Linked DNA regions of Homo sapiens: regions 2 and 3 are each linked to region 1. The links are chromatin loops, found by intact Hi-C in ENCODE. Cell type or tissue: PC-3. All regions are shown on one strand. Links, peaks and the distances in the headings refer to the core of each region. The heading gives the core; the rest is flanking DNA.

What was found. Peaks named below come from ENCODE experiments on the same cell type or tissue, not always from the same donor. Only the 100,000 strongest peaks of a DNase experiment are listed, where the experiment ranks them.
Region 2: it touches region 1 in a loop (9-fold over the local background); 2 of 110 quality-filtered maps call a loop at or near these places.
Region 3: a loop joins it to region 1, with 4 times the contacts of the local background. A loop is called at or near these places in 2 of 110 quality-filtered maps.

Annotation. Positions count from the first base shown.
Region 1 is chr3:59,572,104-59,578,261 of GRCh38, forward strand. The region is part of intron 6 of CFAP20DC-DT (CFAP20DC divergent transcript); the gene reads left to right. Among named protein-coding and RNA genes, the nearest start is that of CFAP20DC-DT, 490 kb to the left of the region's middle. RefSeq lists a silencer at 3,340-3,634. In PC-3, for the core only: a CTCF peak has its summit at 3,501 (motif pointing right); DNase peaks (open chromatin) are centred at 1,988, 3,218 and 3,508; H3K27ac peaks cover 395 bases.
Region 2 is chr3:59,661,557-59,667,714 of GRCh38, forward strand. All of the region lies in intron 6 of CFAP20DC-DT (CFAP20DC divergent transcript), which reads left to right. Among named protein-coding and RNA genes, the nearest start is that of CFAP20DC-DT, 580 kb to the left of the region's middle. In PC-3, for the core only: no CTCF peak of the experiment used is centred there; a DNase peak (open chromatin) is centred at 3,065; H3K27ac peaks cover 971 bases.
Region 3 is chr3:59,769,219-59,775,376 of GRCh38, forward strand. The region is part of intron 8 of FHIT (fragile histidine triad diadenosine triphosphatase); the gene reads right to left. The region is part of intron 6 of CFAP20DC-DT (CFAP20DC divergent transcript); the gene reads left to right. Among named protein-coding and RNA genes, the nearest start is that of CFAP20DC-DT, 690 kb to the left of the region's middle. In PC-3, for the core only: no CTCF peak of the experiment used is centred there; a DNase peak (open chromatin) is centred at 2,763.

The sequences.
Region 1 (6,158 bases), core at 438-5,437:
AACCAGAGACCGCGTCCCTTAGTAGACAGCTGAGCAGCCCTTCCTTATCCAACCACCATCTTTCACCACAAGGCATGTCCTTATGGCTGTCATTTAAAATCCCACCTCAGCTTTTATTTTTTCCAGGTTGCTGCAGTTTTAATGCCTATTTTCAGAAGCAGGATGAATCTGAGATACACAATCTGCCAGTTGACCTAGCTTCTTACAATTCAGTGATTCATTTCAAAATCTCTCCCTGTGAATCTTGAGAAATCAAGCTTAAGGATAGTGTTAAGTTGTACAGAAGGTCTTTGTTCTTCCCACTTTTGGCTAAATTAGAATCGGTTTGTCTTGGACTTATTCTACGCCTTTCTACTAGAACTTACCGAGATCTTTTATTTCCTAACTGTATTTAAATTTTCTTTTTAATGTAAGTCCTTGAGAGTTGGCTTTTGTCCTCCAAACAGGTAGTAGCCTCATCATACAGCTGGAAGTGCCCTTCTTCCCCTCAGTTCTTCCTGCAGCTCCCAACTTGAAGTCCACCCCCCTCCTGGAGGCCTTCCTTCAGCACCAGCAGCTAAACACACCTGTTTTTGAGGCTCCCACGCCTCCCCCAACAAATGAAAAGCCAAATCAAGGGCCCAAATTTGCAGAATAATTAAAATTATATCATTTGTCTATCACAATGAAAGATACAATGGGACTCAAATTCACTGACACACAAGAAGATGGAGAGTTCATTAAAAGAACATGTAGCATAGAAGCTGAGTCCTGCGGTGTGGTGGTGAGGTCCTGGCACAGGACTGATCAGAGCCGCAAGTGTGACATCTTTCGGTCTGTAAGTTGCCCCCTGCACCTTTGCAAGGCTCCGCAGCATTGGGAATAGGAGGCCCTTTGAAATGAGAGGCCTGGCCAAACACTGCTGGGTTTTCTCTGTGTTCAGTGGATCTTTTTCCCCATTGTTCACCAGCACAGTGTCCTGTTCATTTCCTTTAAAGCATATCTTCCAATTTGTAACTATTTTACTTACTTTACCTGTTTGCATTCTGTGCCCTTCCCTTGCCCCCACCAGAATGTAAACTCCATGAAGGTGGGGTACATGTAGTATGTAATGCAGTCTCCTGGTCTCCCCAGCAGTCTCAGTGCCTGGCCTCCTGTAGACCCTGTGAGAGTGACAGTGCCATTCGCAGGGCCTGTTGGTGGTAGGGATGGGTAGGTGTGAGCAGTCCACCACACCTGAGGGCATGGAAGATGGTCCGCTAGTCCTGCCGTGTTGGGCAGTGGTTTAACACCAAGGCCAACCCCCAGTCTGGCAACTGAACTATTTCATGCTGTTTATCAGCAGTGCCCCTCCTCAGCTCCACGAGCTGCATGGGTCTGTGGTTGAGCTAAGTTTATTCAGTTTCAATAATAAATATAAATAAATATGAAGACTAAATAAATGGATAAGACTTTTGTCCCTTGGTCTTTGTTTTCCTGTTGGTCTCTATCTCTTTCATGTTCTCATATGACTGTACTGACCCATCCCTGATTCTCGCTGGGTTCCTGTTTCCCAGAACCTCCTTCTTTCACTCTAGCCATCACTCATCTGTGATCTCTCAAGTTGGATCCCCATTGTCAGTACCGGGGAGCCTCTGCTTGTGATCATAAGACTCCATCATGTCAATGACCTCTCATGCTCTTGCATTACGGTAGTCCACCCTTATCTTCAGGTGACCATTCCAAGACCCCCAGTGGATGTCTGAGACCACGAATGGTACAAAACCCTGTATACCTATATATACTATATTTTTTTCCTATACATACATGTCTATGATAAAGTTTAATATAAATTAGGCACAGTAAGAAATTAATGACAACAATAATAAAAATGGAACAATTACAACAATATCCCAGCATCACTACTCTTATGCTTTGGGGCTTTTAATAAGTACAATACAGGTTCCGTGAACACAAGCACGCAGTCCCTTGGCAGTCGATCTAATAAACAAACTCGCTGCCAAGTGACTAATGGGCAGGGAGTGTGGACAGTGCAGACACACTGGACAAAGGGAGGATTCACATCCCAGGCAGGACAGAGCAGGATTTCATCACACTCAGAGAGCATGCAATTTAAAATTGATGAATTGTTTATTTCTGGAGTTCTCCATTGAATATCTTCTGACTTCCAATTGACTTTGGGTAACTGGAACCATGAAAGCAAAATTGTGCATAAGGAGTATTACTGTGTTTGGTCTTTCCATGTTAAATTAAGTATTTAGATCAAACATAGGGATTGGAAATGTGAATTCTGGAGCCAGGCAGCCTGGGTTCAAGTCCCAGCTCCACCAGTGGCAAGCTAGAAATCCTTGTGTAAGCTGCTGGGACTGTCTGTGCCTCAGTTTTCTCACCTGTAAAATAAGGATAGTAATTGTATCTTCTTCAGAGAGTTGTTGTAAGGATTAAATGCCTTAATCCATGAAAACACATGTGACAATGCCTGGCATATGGTAAGTGCTCAACATGGGTCAGCTTCTGTATGGTCTACACATTAATGCATTTGGCTCAGAAGCAGTCTCCTAGAGTCCTCTTCCTAGGTGCTAAGAGCCTTCCATTGTGTGTGAGGCTTTCTCTGTGTTGAAATGTGTGTTTAAAATAAGGACTTGGGCCGGGCGCGGTGGCTCACGCCTGTAATCCCAGCACTTTGGGAGGCCGAGGTGGGCGGATCACGAGGTCAAGAGATCGAGACCATCCTGACTAACACGGTGAAACCCCGTCTCTATTAAAAATACAAAAAATTAGCCGGGCGTGGTGGCGGGCGCCTGTAGTCCCAGCTACTCGGGAGTCTGAGGCAGGAGAATGGCGTGAACCCAGGAGGCGGAGCTTGCAGTGAGCCGAGATCGCGCCACTGCACTCCAGGGTGACAGAGCGAGACTCCGTCTGAAAAAAAATAAAAAATAAAATTAAATAAAATAAGGACTTGACAAGAGCTGCTCACTGCCCAGGAGAGGTGGAACCTGGCGCAGTAAGCCCTGGGGTTGGACAGCATCTCTGTTCACCCAGCTCAGTGGGGGTGGCCCCTGCCTCAATTCCTGGTGGGCTGCATTGTCTCACACATGGTGGAGGCCCTGGGGAGAGGAAGGGACATAGCCAAGGAGACCTGGAGCCTGTGGCGGCCTAAGCCTCCAGCAGAGGCCAGAAGGCAACAGGCTTTGATGTGCTGCCAGGCTAAGAATGGGGCAAAATGCCAAGGAACAGAGTGATTGGCACCTCAGGCCTGCTGTCTCTGAATTATCATCTGCTTCTAGAGTTGCAAAGGCAGGTGTTGTCCTGAGAGACAGGCAGGGACAGATGCCACACATGCAGGAGCATGGCAGACGGATTCAAGCTGTGACCCTCCAGAGACCACAGTGATGGCTGGGTCCTCCATGCCCCCTTGGATCTCAAACCACCGGGCAGGTGACTGTCAGCCTTCCTGCACCTTTACCACCCCCGTAGTTACGGGTCTGTGGGCAGCTTCTCCCGAGCAGTTCTCCGAGTGGCCAGCAGATGGCGGAATTTCTCTTGTGTTCCAGACAGAGGCTTTCAATTGGCGTAGCATTTCCACTGCTGAGAACCAGGGAGAATTAAGTACTGGTAACATTTTGAAAATAAAATGTAGCAGGCAAAATACCTTGGAGACCACAAATTGGGAGAGCCTTTTAATTTTTTTAATTTTTCAGAAAAAAGATGAAATATACATTAGAATTTACAAAACACTTTTATATTCATCATCTCACCGTAAAAAGGGAAAAGATGAAAATCAGTTTTAACCCCCTTTTGGAAAACAGGTAGGCTGCAGCTGAGTCTTCCATCTGCATGATTGTTAGACTGTAAATTGGATCACTCGGTGCTAGTATGTGACAATATTATTATTGCTGTAATGATATTGATAATGAGAATATCAGAAATAATAGCTGCTATTTATTAAATGCCACTATGGGCTAAGCATTTTACATGCATTATCTTGTTTAATCCATAGAATAACAACACGATGCAGGGATACACAGTGATTTACTGTTGAATCTTGAGACTATAGCAGCAGCCTCGTGCTTATTGTCCCAGAAGTAACTCAGCATCACCAGACAAAAGCCACCAAGAGTTAACTCACAGCGGGATTCGTCCTCTCAAATAAAAACATGCCAACCTGTCCCTTTTGCTTAGAATTTAATTCTGCTACTATTTTCCTCTGTCCTGCTTAGCAGAACATACTACATATTACATTAATAATAACAGCAACAATAATAACAACTATCATTTATTCAATGCCTAGTATGTGCCAGGTGCTATTCTAAGAAAATCTTAAAACCTCACAGCAGCATTACTGGGTAGGAACTTTTAATCACCACTTTACTGATGAGGGAAATAAAGCCCAGAGAGGTCTGGCAGTACTTCTAAAGTCACACAGCTAGCAAACAGCAGTTAACTCCAGGGGTGGGAATCTGTCACTAAGTTAATGGCCCTCGTGTCTTAATTGTCTGAATGAATTTCCTACTGTATATTCCTTGGTTTCATCCCAGCGTCATCATTAGTCTGACGTTCTGCTTGTAAGAGCATTTTCTTGATGTTCCATTCTTTGCCTCCATGGGATTTTTTTTTTTTATGGTGAGTTTTGCCTCTGAGCTTGTGTCCATGCTAATTCCAAACCAAAAATACAGTCCCAGTTGGTGAGTCCAGATTGGTGGTAGGGACACACTCCATATCCCAAGATAACCCTGTATTTCTAAATTATTGGAGGGATTTGACTGTTTGGCAGAGCAAATGGGCATGCAAGATGTTCATCTCAGCAGAGTTATTTTACGTCTTTTTTGAGTGTGTCTCTTTTCTCTGGCTCAGAAGAAAGGGCACTGTAGGATGACTATAACTAACAGTAATTTATTATATATTTTAGATAGCTAGAAGAGAGGCTTTTGAATATCCCCAACAGAAAGAAATGATTGATGTTTGAGTTGATGTATGTGAATTATCTTGATTTGACCTCTATACATCGTACATATTGTAACTTCATGTTATACCCCATAAGTATGTACAATTATTATTTATCAATTAAAAATAAAATAAAAAGAAGCAAAGGGCACTTTGCTTCCTTCCTCAGCAGGTGTCTCATGGCCAGCACTGGCCGGAGTGTCACAGTTCTGAAGCCTTAACTTAGATCTCTCTCTGTTGTTCTCTCCCCCTCTCCCCTCTCTCCTTTGTCCCTACTCCACTTTCCTTCCTCTCTTGTGTGCTCTATTTCCAGACACACTTTTGGGTACCCCATTTGGATGAGAAAATACAGGTTAGGTGTACATATCAGCTTCCTGTGTGCTGTCAAACTTTCTTTATAACATTTGGATTTTGGAAGTGCCTCATGGGTGTATAGGATGGATTTTTGCCAGAAGGGCTTATTTTCAGGCCTCGTGAATACCTCTATCAGGTGAAGACAGCTGTCTCTTAACAACTCAAGTAATAGTGCCTGAGGCCTGGTTAGAAATCCTGTTGCCTCTGCAAATGGGACTGTGGCTGGTATCTGGGTTCCCCGTTCTCAGCCTTCACATCCCAGTTCCCAAAAGTCTCAATTCCCAAGGCTCAGGTGGACCACTTCCTTCCTTTCTGCTGCCAGAGAAAGACATCCTGTTTTAGGGGCTACCCTCCAAGTCAGGAGCTGCCATCAGTACTCAGAGGGTAGTACCAGCTGCAGAATGCATTTCAGAGCTCAGGGAGCCTTGAGGCAGGACAGGCTGGAGGTTTCCTGCAGTCAGTTTACCGGGAGAACGTTTTCAGAGTGGGGTCTGTGGAATGTTATTGGCTACCACATGTACATAGGCATACGTGCGCTCTCTCTCCCTCTTTTTCTTTCTCTTTTTTTCTCTCTCTCTCTCTCACTCTGTCACACACACACACACACACACACACACACACACAGTCACACTGCTACAACCAGGATACAAAATGGTTCCCTGGCTGAGCAAGCCCCGGGAACATTGGATTAAACTGTTTTCTCTCAAAGGTCTTAATTCTAAAAAAGGGTCACAGCTTGGAGGGTTTTCTACATTTTTTTAGGCCAAGGAGTCTCTTCTGGCAGACCATGTCATGGGGCTGGTCATCTGTGGAACACACTTTTGGAAACTCCACACTTGAGATATAGTTGTAAGTGCTAGTTCTTGTCTAAAGGCAGAAAA
Region 2 (6,158 bases), core at 621-5,620, 90 kb after region 1:
TCATTAGAGTTGTGAACATTCCATATTGGCCTGCCATTGGTGGTGCATGATAAGCAAAGTTTTGGATTAATTGCTTCATATGCCACATTTATGTATGGATTTGATGCTGTGGCTTGGGAAGGCCCTTTGATGGAGAAATTACTCAGTGTTTGCAAATCATTTACTCAAAAAATATGTACCATGTGTCAACTATGTCCAGGGACTTTTCTAGGCTCTGATTATACAGTAATGACCAAGTCTGATTTCTGCTCTCAAGGTGCTTACACTCTGAAGGGGGCTGGGAATAATAAATAACTGAAATAAATAAGCCAACAGATAATTTCAAGTTGCATGCTAAGCATTCAAACAAACTGGACCATGCATGGAGAATGACTAAGGCTAGGAGTAACTACATTGGGTGATGAGCCCCATTTGGCAGGAAGAAGCCAGTAATAGAAGAATCTGGAGGAAGAGGGTTCCAAGCAGAAGAGCAAGTTCAAACGCCCTGAAGACAAAAGTCAACTTGGCCCTGTGAGAGAAACCAGGAAGCTACCATAGTGGCTAATGTGTGATGAGCAGGAGGGAGGTCGCTCTGGCTCAGATCATGCAGACCCTCACTGGCCTCATTCAAGACTGGCTTTGACCATAAGTGTAGAGGTCTGAGTCACCGGGTTTTGAAACTTTTAACAGACCACTCTGGCTGCTGTAGTATCCTGACAATGGAAACTCACACTTAGACCCATTTCTTCATCATGGATCCTCTTCTAAAAGAATGACATAAAAATGTGCTTCTTTTCCCCTTATTTTGGAGTACTTGGTGCCCTAATATTACTCAGTCACTATAAAGACCCTGTGCTTATGCTTTCAAAGCTGCTGGGCTTTCCTGGCTTGGCTTTAGAAATATATTTGACTTCCTTTATCATTTGAAAGGCCCCCTGAAGGTGGTAAGCCCTCTAATTCCAATGGGAATTTGAGGAGTTTTGAGCAAAGTATCAAGTATAGAAAACTGCTACAAGCAAAGAAAAGAAGATCTACCTAAAATAGATGGTGCCTGCAAAGTCATTTCTTAGCTAGTTCATCCTAGTGGTTCTTAGTAGAAAAGAATCAAACAATTATGGAATTGTAATAGGATGGACCCTGATTTTTCTCTTTGGGGCCTGGGGAGAATTGGCCAAGAAGATTAAGCTTCTAAAAACTTTTAAGAACAGTTTCTTATTAGTGTTTTCAGAGATGACCTCCAGACAATGGATTCAGATGTGTAGTCACCAGCAGGCTGTAAAAGTGACTACAGTTGCCGTGCCTGCCCACTCCACCACTGTGCCAGGCACTTAGCAGGTGCTCTATAAACATCAACAAAGACTGGATAAATTTCTACTGAACACCTACTACATTAAGCACTTTGACAGGAAATGGTGGCAAAGTCTTTTGCCTTTGAGTATTTGGGAAGGCAGAATACACCCAACTTCTGCTCAAGGGGTCAGCAGTCCCTGGGAAGTCAATAAAGAGTCTTAGAGAATATAGTTAAAGAAAATAGTAGGAGAGGAGTCCATAGTCAGAACCTAAGGCTAAAATTCAGGCTTATGGCCATGGAGAAATGTTGAGTGATCACAGGGTCTAGGGTGTAACTTCCCAGGAGGTGATAGAGAGCAAATAGAAGAGGGGCTTATTGGAGATGAGGATGTCAGAACCTGAGAGGCAGGGATGCAGATAGATTGCCACATAAAAAGCATTGTCTCGGTTGAAGAGGCAGTCCATGAGTCAGATGCCCACATCTCTGATGGATGGGAAGGAATGACCAGAAGACTAGTACATGGCAGTGACAAGGTCAGCATGGAGTGGGAGGGTGTCATGGTTCTGTGGCACAAGTCTAAAAAGATCACAGCTTTCTAAAGCTTCTTTTGGATTGATCTGTTTGCTAGTCTTTCCACTAGACTATAATCTCCTTGAGAGCAAGGACATTTGTCATACCCACTGTCATATCCTCCATGCCTGAAATGTGGTAGGCATTCAATACATATTGCTGTAATTTAAAAAGGACCCCTTTCTTGGTATTTGTGCATGGAATAACCCTTCTTCATGATTCACATCCTCTTGGTCAACCCTAGCAGTGATGTTTCCCCATTCCTGTGTTTTCTTGTGTGTGTTTATCCCTGTAAGTTCCACTTTCCTCAGCCTTTGCAATTGTTTATTTATTTATTTTTTATCTGGGCTCCAAAGCAGGGGCACCTGGGAGCAGGGATACTATCACAGTTGTCTCTGTAGTCCTTGTGCTGAGCCGACTTACAGGTATTATAGTAGACACCAAGTATCTTTGGTAAAACATAAAATGAAAGATTTATTTTAATGATATCCTGCATGGTTCTCATCTTCTGAATTTGAAAAAAAATAAACTGACTTAAGAGTTTTGCTCCAGGAGAAAGTATGGTGCACCCGTACTAGAAAAGTGCAATTAACATAATGGGTAAAAAGACATTTGATAAGTCACAACGCACTCTACAAGTGCACAACGTTCTGACTTATTGGTGTTGTCCTTATTTAGAGTGTGACCTGACCAAAGGGCATGCATTGCTTGGCTGTTAAGAGACAGGGATCGTGAGGCTGAAGCAGGAGAATGGCGTGAACCCGGGAGGCGGAGCTTGCAGTGAGCCGAGATTGCGCCACAGCACTCCAGCCTGGGCGACAGAGCGAGACTCCGTCTCAAAAAAAAAAAAAAAAAAAAAAAAAAGACAGGGAGATCTGAGGGAGCGTATAGGAGCAATAAATGCAACGAAAAGATGGTGGTGGTAGTCTTGAGCGGGCTTTGATGAGGACAAGTAGGGAAAGGGGGCAGGAATGTGAGTGAGGACTGAGCTATCCCCGCTGTTCATTGAGAGTGAATTGAAGGATGTCCTCCAATAGCAGTTGAAAGCCAGGGCTCATCTTGAGTAAATAAGGTTTTTCAAGGGGCTACCAAGAGGTGAAAGAGCCACTGAGATAAAATCTGACTGGTGTCAGTCTCAGTAAGTTCAACTGCTTGCCACAGAGAGGACATACTCATTCTTCCTCTGCTAGAGTAAACTCTGCTATGTAAACATCCAACTAAGTATATCAGGCAGCCAGAAGTAAGGCCAAGAAATTGTGAAATACCCAGGGTGGAAGGGCCTCTTCACCCTGGAAGCAGTGTGATTTCACACTAAAATGACTCCCACACAATTCCCATCCCCATTTTGGGACTGGCAGGTCCAGTTAAGACAGAGCCCAACTGGCTTTTACTGGCTACCTCCAAAATTGTGTACAAAAGCTCAGCAGAGATCATCACAAGCCCATTCTTACTCTTGAAAATATGCCACCTTCCTTCATTTAGTTAAAAAACATGCCCTAAACACCTGGTACTAACCAAACATTGGAACTATAGAGACACTTCCTTGCCCTCAAGGAGGAGATGGGGAGCTAGAGACACCAATAAATCTAACACAGTGTTATGGGGCAGCATCATGCTGTGATCACACCAAATGCTGCTAGTGGGTAAATAGTGTGGGGTATTAGAATGACCACTGCACTCTAGCCTGAGTGACAGGGTAAGACTTTGAAAAAAAAAAAGTTGCGAGTGATCATCCACACCAAATGCTGGTGGTTTTGCATTTTGACTCTGGACAGAGTTAGGCCTGGGTTTCACAGCTCACTTCCACACTTTAGCTGGATGATCTCAGGTAATTCAAACACCCGCTTAAAGCCTCAGGTGTGTCCTCTATAAAGTGATGCTAATAACTGCCCTTGTAAGGATTCGGTAAAATAATGAATATGAAAGAATTAGCCCAGTGTCTAGTAATAGTAAATGTTCACTAAATCTATCTGCTTCTCTTCCTCCCCATTTTATTACGCCTATTACTGTTCCCATCCCTCCTATAATCGCTTGGATCACTCCTGTTATCAGTGCTACTACATAGAGGCAGAAACCAAGTAGAGGAGAGAGATTGGAGGATAGGAAGAGAATTCCTAAAAGGCTTTGGGATGAGGAACTAGTAATTTCGGGTCTCAAAGCATGAATGGAGTTTCACTAGGAAGAAAGGAATGTGGAGATCACTCTGGGCAGAATAATCAGTAGAAGCAAAGGCACCACAGTTGGGAATGGCAAAGAATGTCTGGGGACAGTGAGGAGTCTAATGTGGCTGGAGTGAAAGCACATGCCTCTGTTGATGGGGGCTCCTGGAAGCAAACTTGCTCATGAAACCATGACAATTGAGACTTCTGGAAGCCAAGGGAGGACAATGTATCAAGAAGGTGCAGCCGGGCACGATGGCTCATGCCTATAATCCCAGCACTTTGGGAGGCTGGGGCAGGCAGATTGCTTAAACCCGGGAGTTAGAGACCAGCCTGGGCAACATGGCAAAGCCCATCTCTACAAAATATACAAAAATTAGCCTGGTGTAATGGCATGCACCTGTAGTCCCAGCTACTTGGGAGGCTGAAATGGGAGGATCACCAGAGCCCAGGAGGTCAAGGCTGCAGTGAGCTGTGATCATGCTACTGGACTTCAGCCTGAGTGATAGAGCAAGAGACCTCATCTCAAAAAAAAAAAAAATAAAAAAATAAGGTGCAAGTTGTCATCCACCCTAAATGCTGCTGCTGGGTAAATGGTGTGGGGTGTCAGAATGACCACAGAATTTAACAATGTGGGAAGGATCAACAATAACTTTGGCTTAGGTAATTTTGATGGATGTCACTTTTTAATTTAATATAGTCTGAAATAAATATGTAAATTTGTTACCTTGACAGTCATCGTCTCTTTTTCTTTTCACCCCAGGTACACTGACATTTGAAAAATATTTATTTGATTCCATATTCATGCTTGCATTTTGGAATGCCACAGACTGGGCAAGGGCGTGACTTAGGCATGAATGAACTGGTAGCTAGTAAACATCCCCTTTCCCTTCTGACAATTCAGAAAATCTTCCAAAACTCTAATTCATTTATTTCATTTGCTAACTCATTCATTGATTCATCTGTCTTCTCACCTACCCATCCAACCATCCACTTGTTTTTTCATTCATCCTATCATCCAAAATGTATTTATCAGATATCTTCCCTACACAATATAACCTCCTCAAACTCCTGCCCTGGCACACTCCACACAGGCAAACTTTATTTGAAAAAAATCAGGATCCCTAAGGTTTGATACTTTATAAAATAAATATATCCTCAAAAAGTAACCTGTGAATTGATTTTCCATAAATCGAATCACATTTCAAATGCTCCAGGAAAGCTCGCTACAGGAATCCTGTGACAGATCTTCTGACAAAGTAGAAAGTACTCACATAATGTAAAACATCATTAGTCTTAAATTTACTTATTGATAAATCTAAATATTGGGTCCTCTTCTCTCTGCTTACCCTAGGTATGCCAGATGGCTAGCTATGTTATTAAAATCACCTTAGGAAAAACAATTTCTACAAGAAAAACATCATTCAGATGGGGCTTTGACATTTATGTCATGCATTTTTGAATGGGCCGGCAACACTGGTGTTAGCTTCTTAGAGCAAGCCAATGAAGGAAACGAATATGGCTTTCATAGTTTTATAAACCTGGAAGCCAAAGGCCAAGAGATGCAATTTAGTTCCAGTGGTGCCACCGACAGCATGAATGGACTCTTAATCACAACCTCTGGGTCCTGGCAGCAGCCAGAACCATGGTGGATGCTGCTAGACTGAACATTTGGGTATATGAAACTTAACTCCCTCTGTTTGTAAGGACGGCAGTGTGTGCTGCTAATTGTAACTCAGGAGTTCAAAGTTTAATACTGAAGAAAGAGACTAGCCAAAAGAAGGATCAATTAAAGGATTTTTGAGAAATTAAAGAAATTTCTAAAATATTTATTCTGGGCTCAGATGTCAGACCATCACATAAATAAAATATTAATATAGTCTAAAGATAAATGTTGTATTTTGTGTATTTTAGACTTCTCATTGCTGATATGTAGTGGAATGTAATCAGAATTTCCATATGAGAATATTTAGAGGCAAAAACTCTTTGCTGTGCTTCCATGGATACCCACAGAAAAATCATGAGAAAGACAAAGTTACATCCCTAGGAGTCTTTGGAGAATTTATTGTTTGGTTAATAATCACAAAATGGTGTTATCACTTGGACAATAATAGCACATGGCTTATGTATTTTTAAATGTTAGGTATCAAAATATTATA
Region 3 (6,158 bases), core at 621-5,620, 200 kb after region 1:
TTTTGAGGCGGAAACTTGAGAGGAAACAGAAACGACAGGCTGGAGCACCAGGCTGTGGCTCGGAGTGTGTTTTGGGTGATCTGCCAAGCAGTGAGAACCCATGGTCACGTGCCCTCTCTGTGCTGGCCCCACAGTGACACCTGCTCACCCTCCATTGGGTAAGGTGGGAACCTGCATCCCACCCTGTAGAAGGCTTGGCTGGACGCCTGCTAGTCTCTACAAAGTTCCTTCTCATTGTGTGCACTCTTCTACATGGCTTCTTAATTATGTATGTGCACAGGCTGTGTCGAATGGAGTTGCCTTTGCCTCTGCTCACCACGTATTACATTTTTAATCAGTATATATAATTACTTACCGCAAGCTGCCAGGCCAGATTTTCTGAGCATTAGTCTAATTAACTTAAACTTGATAATTATGTTTCGGATACCATAGCAGTACACACGGAACGGCAGACTTTGCTGCCAGCTTATTTGATTCCAATAACGTGTTTTCTCAATACTGGACTAGTTTTGATTTTTTTTTTTTTTTTGAAAAAAATGGCCATCTGATAATTACTTTGGTTTCAAAATTTCCCCTCAGATAAACCCATTCTGCTATTTAGGACAGCTTCTCAAATGATTTACACGGATTGAACTGTTATAGTATGTTTCTGTGTATTTTTACACACACAAATCTGTTTTTACTAATATAAATTCAAACTGAGGAGAAATGACAGTAGAAGGAATTCTGATGGTCAAATGACAGAATTGTCCATGTTTCAACTGCTCTATGCATTGCCTTTTCCATTTCAATTTGGGTTGATGAAAAATGAGAGACAAGGAAAAGCAAAACAAAACTAAACAAAACACAGAAAAATGCCCAGACTTGTAAGGGAGAAAGGTCAGCTTCTGGTTGAACGAGGGCATGATAAGTTCCCACACTAATAAGGCTCAATTCACCTAGGGCTTACCATGTGCCAGGCACTGCAAAAAGCTCTTTTTTGTGGACTATCTCATCGAATCGTCCTAACAACCCTATGTGGTAATTAGTTATTACTATAGGTTGAATTGCATCCTCCTGAAATATATGTTGAAGCCCTAATCCACAATGTCTCAGAATGTAACTTGGTTTGGAAATAGGGTCTTTGTAGAGGTAATCAGGTTAAAAGAAGGGCATTAGGGTCAGCCTTAATCTAATATGACTGGTGTCCTTATACAAAGGGAAAATTTGGACCCAGCAGCTGCCATGCACGCAAAGAGATTAAGTGAAGATGAAGGCAAAGATTGGGGTGACGGATCTCTAAGCCATGGAATGCCAAAGATCATCAGCAAACTCCCAGCAGTGAAGTGGACACACTGAACAGATTCTCCCTTAGAGCCCTCAGGAGGAACAGCTCTGCTGACACCTTCACCTCGGGCTTGTAGTTGCCAGAACTGTAAAACGACAAATTTCCATTGTTTAAGCCACCCACCCAGGTTGTGGTACTTGATTACGGCAGCCCTAGCCCTCTAATACATATACTCTGGTTACCACTACTCCCCGTTTCACAGATGCCAAGGCTCAGAAAAGCTATGTGATGTGTCCAGGTCTGCACAGCTGTCAAGTGGCAGGGAAGGAGTCCACAACAGGCCTTTCGGACTCCCATGCTCAACCCTTGACCTCACCCATGCCTGTGCCACTCTGCTTCTGCCCAGGAGGCTGAAAGAATCAATACAACAAATCCCAGAAGTGGATGAAGCACTATGAACACTGTAATGCTTCTAAGGTAAAAGTCAAGCTTAGATGGTGCCTGTTTTCACATTTGCACATCGCCTCTTTTATTTAACACGTAAAATGACTGCTTGAAATACCTGCACTCTAGTTTTGGAGGGCAACAACATGGAATTTAAATTTTCTTAGGGTGAGGGTAGCGGGATTATTTTGTTCTCTTCTCACATAAGACAATAATGGACCAAAAATACCACTTACCAATTACAAAAGACAACAAATAACAGAGCACAACTCAATGAATCGAATTGCAGAAGGAAGAACAGGTGGGCTTTCCCAAGATGTCATAATAGATGGAAGGAGAACAAGAGAGAATGAACCTGCTCTATAAAGGCCAAAGACAGGAAATGAGAATCATTCTGGGGAAAAGATACAACCTTTATCCAGGAGGAAAAGCATGGGAATATGATAATAATTTTTAAAAAAGACAATTCTCCAAGAATATCTCCTGGAATAGATCCAACGGAAAGCTTGACACCAGATAAAGAAGGGAGGTCAGGTTCATTGAGGGCCTATTACATTTGGGGTATGTTTGAGGGTGAAACCCCCCATAGAGTGTTGTGAAGTAGAAGCTATCGCCTCCCACTTTGCAGATGGGGAAATAAAGTTCTAAGCAATTAAATAATTACTAAAGGGCAGCTACTCCTTGGCCCAGCAAATCACTGGAAATGCTGACATGGAAGAACAGCAGGAAGGGTTGTCCTAAGAAGAATTACTTTCCTTCTTCAGACTAGTAGTGTCTCTATGTCTGTGGGGAACGTGCACAAGCTCACACTCAAGACACAGACTTCTCGTCATAAAAAAATTTCACAAATTACCTCTAAGTTGCTCTAAAACGGGAGTGCTTATCATTTTTAGGCATGTCAGCACTTTTTAGAATCTGATCAAAGCTATGTATGACTCCTTTCCCTAGAAAAATGTGTGCACACACATAAATGCATACACTTTACTTGAAATTTCTAGAAGGTTTGTACACCCTCAGGGATCCATGAGTCACAGCTTTAAAGCCCACAAAGGATACATCTGCCTCCAAGGAGCCCAGCAACTTTATGACACACTAAAACAAACACATAACATGCACTCGCACAACCTTGACCAGGACAGTCCCCCTCCACAGTCACTGGCTTGTATCTCCATGTTAGCACACCCACCTCCACCACTGAGGGGGAGCTCTGCTGTGCTTCGTTGATCTGCATTCACTAATCTACATTCCAGGCCCCACATAAAGCAAGTATAAAGTGAATGTTAAGTGAATTTGAAGTTAGAAGACCTGGACTTGAGCTCTATCACTCCCTCTGGGTCATGTTGTTTCATCTCCTTGAATCTCACTTTTATCACCCACGCTATTAGGCAGAAATCACCCCGGTTTGCCTCACCTTTTCTGAAGGATTGCTGGGAGGAACATATGCAGCAATGCAGGTGGAAGCCATTTAGAACAGTAACAGTGAACACTGACTGTGTGCAAACACTGTTTTAAACACTTTACATTTATTCATTAATCTTCATGACCATCTTATCAGGGTGGCAGTGTTACTATCCCCATTTCAGACATGAGGAAGCTGAGCACAGAGAGGTCGGGGAACTGGCCCAGGTAGGCACAGGGCTGGGATGCAAATGCAGGCAGGCTGGTGCCAAGGCCAGCTCTCGTAACCACTGTGCATAGTGCCTCTTCAGGAGAGGCAATGCCACAAAAAATGTCTAAAATTATCCTAACGAGAAGGCAAAAGAACCCTGTGAGCCTTCTATGAACATTAGTGGAGTTTGGAGGTGTGGGGTTTGCAGGGCTTTAGATTTAGACCACCCAGAAGAGCTCGATGTTACATATAACTGCAACTAGCTTGTGCATCCACAACTCCAAATTCAGCCCTGTGGTGGTCAGCGAATATCGAGGGAGAAAAGCAGCAGCCTCATGTAGGAAGTGTAGGGCCAGGGCCCCCTCTCAAAGCTCATTCACATGTACTTACTTTGACTGCCACAACGAACACATTTGTAGGCTTTCCGGCTTGTGGCTTACCTGCCTGTGACCACAAAGCTCATATGTACCACAAGTCCTCTTTTTCCTACTTCAAACAAACAATGCTCATCTCCCTCCTCTGAATTTTTTTGTTTGAGAGTTTCCACCTTAAGGTTTTCAAGGGGTCCACAATTCAGTTGTATCTTGAGTGGAAATCTTATTCTGTAAGGCCCCTGTCTTCATTCTCACACAGTCAAAGCACACTAGCTGACAAGCAGGCTTCGAGCAGAGCCATGATAAAGCTTCAAGCCCTGCCTGCCCAGAGCTCACAGCCCCGGTGGGTGACCCGGAAAATAAGCAGGCACCTGCAAAAGGCCTGTAAAGTGCTGTGATGAGGAAAATATGGGCAACTGTGGGAGTCACAGAAAGGGGGTACCTAATCCAGCATGGGGAGAGGGAGACACTAGAGGGTCCAAAAAGCTGCGTATCTTCTCTGCCTTTGTATTGTCACAAAAATCTAGGAGTCCTCATGAGCTCAATGTTAAGTGGTTGCATGCTTTGACTCACTTAATCGAAAATGTTTTTAAAATCCTGCTTAGACCTTTTTCCTCCCACTGTTCCCTGAGTTAGCTCCTTCTCACCCTCTGGGTCTCAATTTCCAATGTAATTAATTCCCTCTTTTCACGAAGCCTTCCTGGAGCACCCTACACTGCCTGGCATCTCCTGTGCCATCTTCCTGCACTTTCTTCCTTTCTTCCCAGGGAGGCAGGCTTCATCTTGATGTCCCGGGTGTGGACTGCAGACCAACATCACCTGGCGGCTTGTTAGAAAAGCAGAACATAAGGCCCCATCCCAAATGATTCCTCAATACTTTAAAGCTGCCTCGCCCAGGACCTTAGCCATCAGCCCCATGTGACTACCAGGCCCCTGTAAAACGGCTTGTCTGAACTGAGAGGTATTGCAGGTGTAAAGTACATACCAGATTTAGGAGACACTGTGAAAAAGACTGTAAAATATCTCATTAATAATTATTTCATGTTAATTACCTACTGAAATAATATTTATGATATTTTGGATTAAATAAAATATTACAATTAATTTTATCTGTTTTTTTAATATGGCTACTATAAAACTGATAGTCACATGTGTGGTTCCCATTATGTTTATTTTGGACAGGGCTGCCCTACAGCGTGAGATGCGCTGGTTTGGATAATGATCAAGAACAGGCATTGGCAGACGACAGCCACTGGGTCAAATCTGGCCAGGTGCCTGATTTGGTAAAGGGGCTTTTATTGGAACACAGTCACACTCACTCATTTACTGTCTTTGGCTGCTTTTGGGCTACAGCAGCAGAGCTAAGGATTTGCGACAGAAACTGAATAGCCTGAAGAGCTTAAAATATTTACCATCTGGCCCTTTTTAGAGAAAGTATGCAGACCCCAGTCAAGAACGTTCATTCCAGAACTGGACCGATTGACTTAAAATCACGTCTCTACCACTTTTTGGTGTGTGAGGTTCGGCAAGTTACCTCACCTGCCTGTGCCTCAGTGTTTGTATCTGAAAACAGAAGATGAGCATACATACCTAACAGAGTTGTTATGAAGATTAAATGAGTTGATATATGTGAACTTCCTTAAATAGTGCCTCATCCATAGTAGGTTCTCAATAAATGTTAGCCACCATTAATATTACTGCTAGCAGTTATCACAAATTGTAATGACACATTTTTGCTTTAACTTTTTTTCCTGTCTGTCTCCCCATCAAATTAAAGACCTAGGAGAGTGGCATCATTTTCTGTCTTGTTCCAGCTGTTTAAGCACAGTTAAACAGCCCACACGTGAGATTCAATACATATTTGTTGCATGAATCAAGTGCAGAGGAGGGAAGTAATTTTCCTAAGGCTCCACGGCCAGAAAGTGGCCAGGACTTGAATGTGGTTCTATCTGCTTGCCAAACTCAAATTCTTAACTTCTCTTGATACACCAAGTGTAGTCTATAGACCAGCGACATCAGCATCACTTGGGAGCTTGTTAAAAATGCCGGAGCTTAGGCTTCATCTCAGACCGACTGAACTAAAAACTCTATTTTAACAAGATCGCCAAGAAATTCATAGGCACATTAAGGTTTGAGAAGCACTGCTCTGGGCTATAATTCCCAGTTTCGACTCATGTGCTTATTTGTTCAACAAGCAATTAATTTAGCATCAATCATTCCACAGAGCCTTGTGTTTGGACCCCCTAATTCCAGAGCTGATGATTTCTATTCATCCCGATCAGGTCCTGGGGGTGTTTAGGGTTTGCAATGAACGGCAATGTGCTGTGTCAGAAGTGCCCTTTCTCCTACCAGGTTCAAACCACTGCAATGCTGGAGTGACCTCTCTGCACAGAAATCTGCTTAACATTCCTTACCCGCCTGTAGTGACCAGGCCACAGGCTCCGGCAGATGCAGAAGGTCTGAA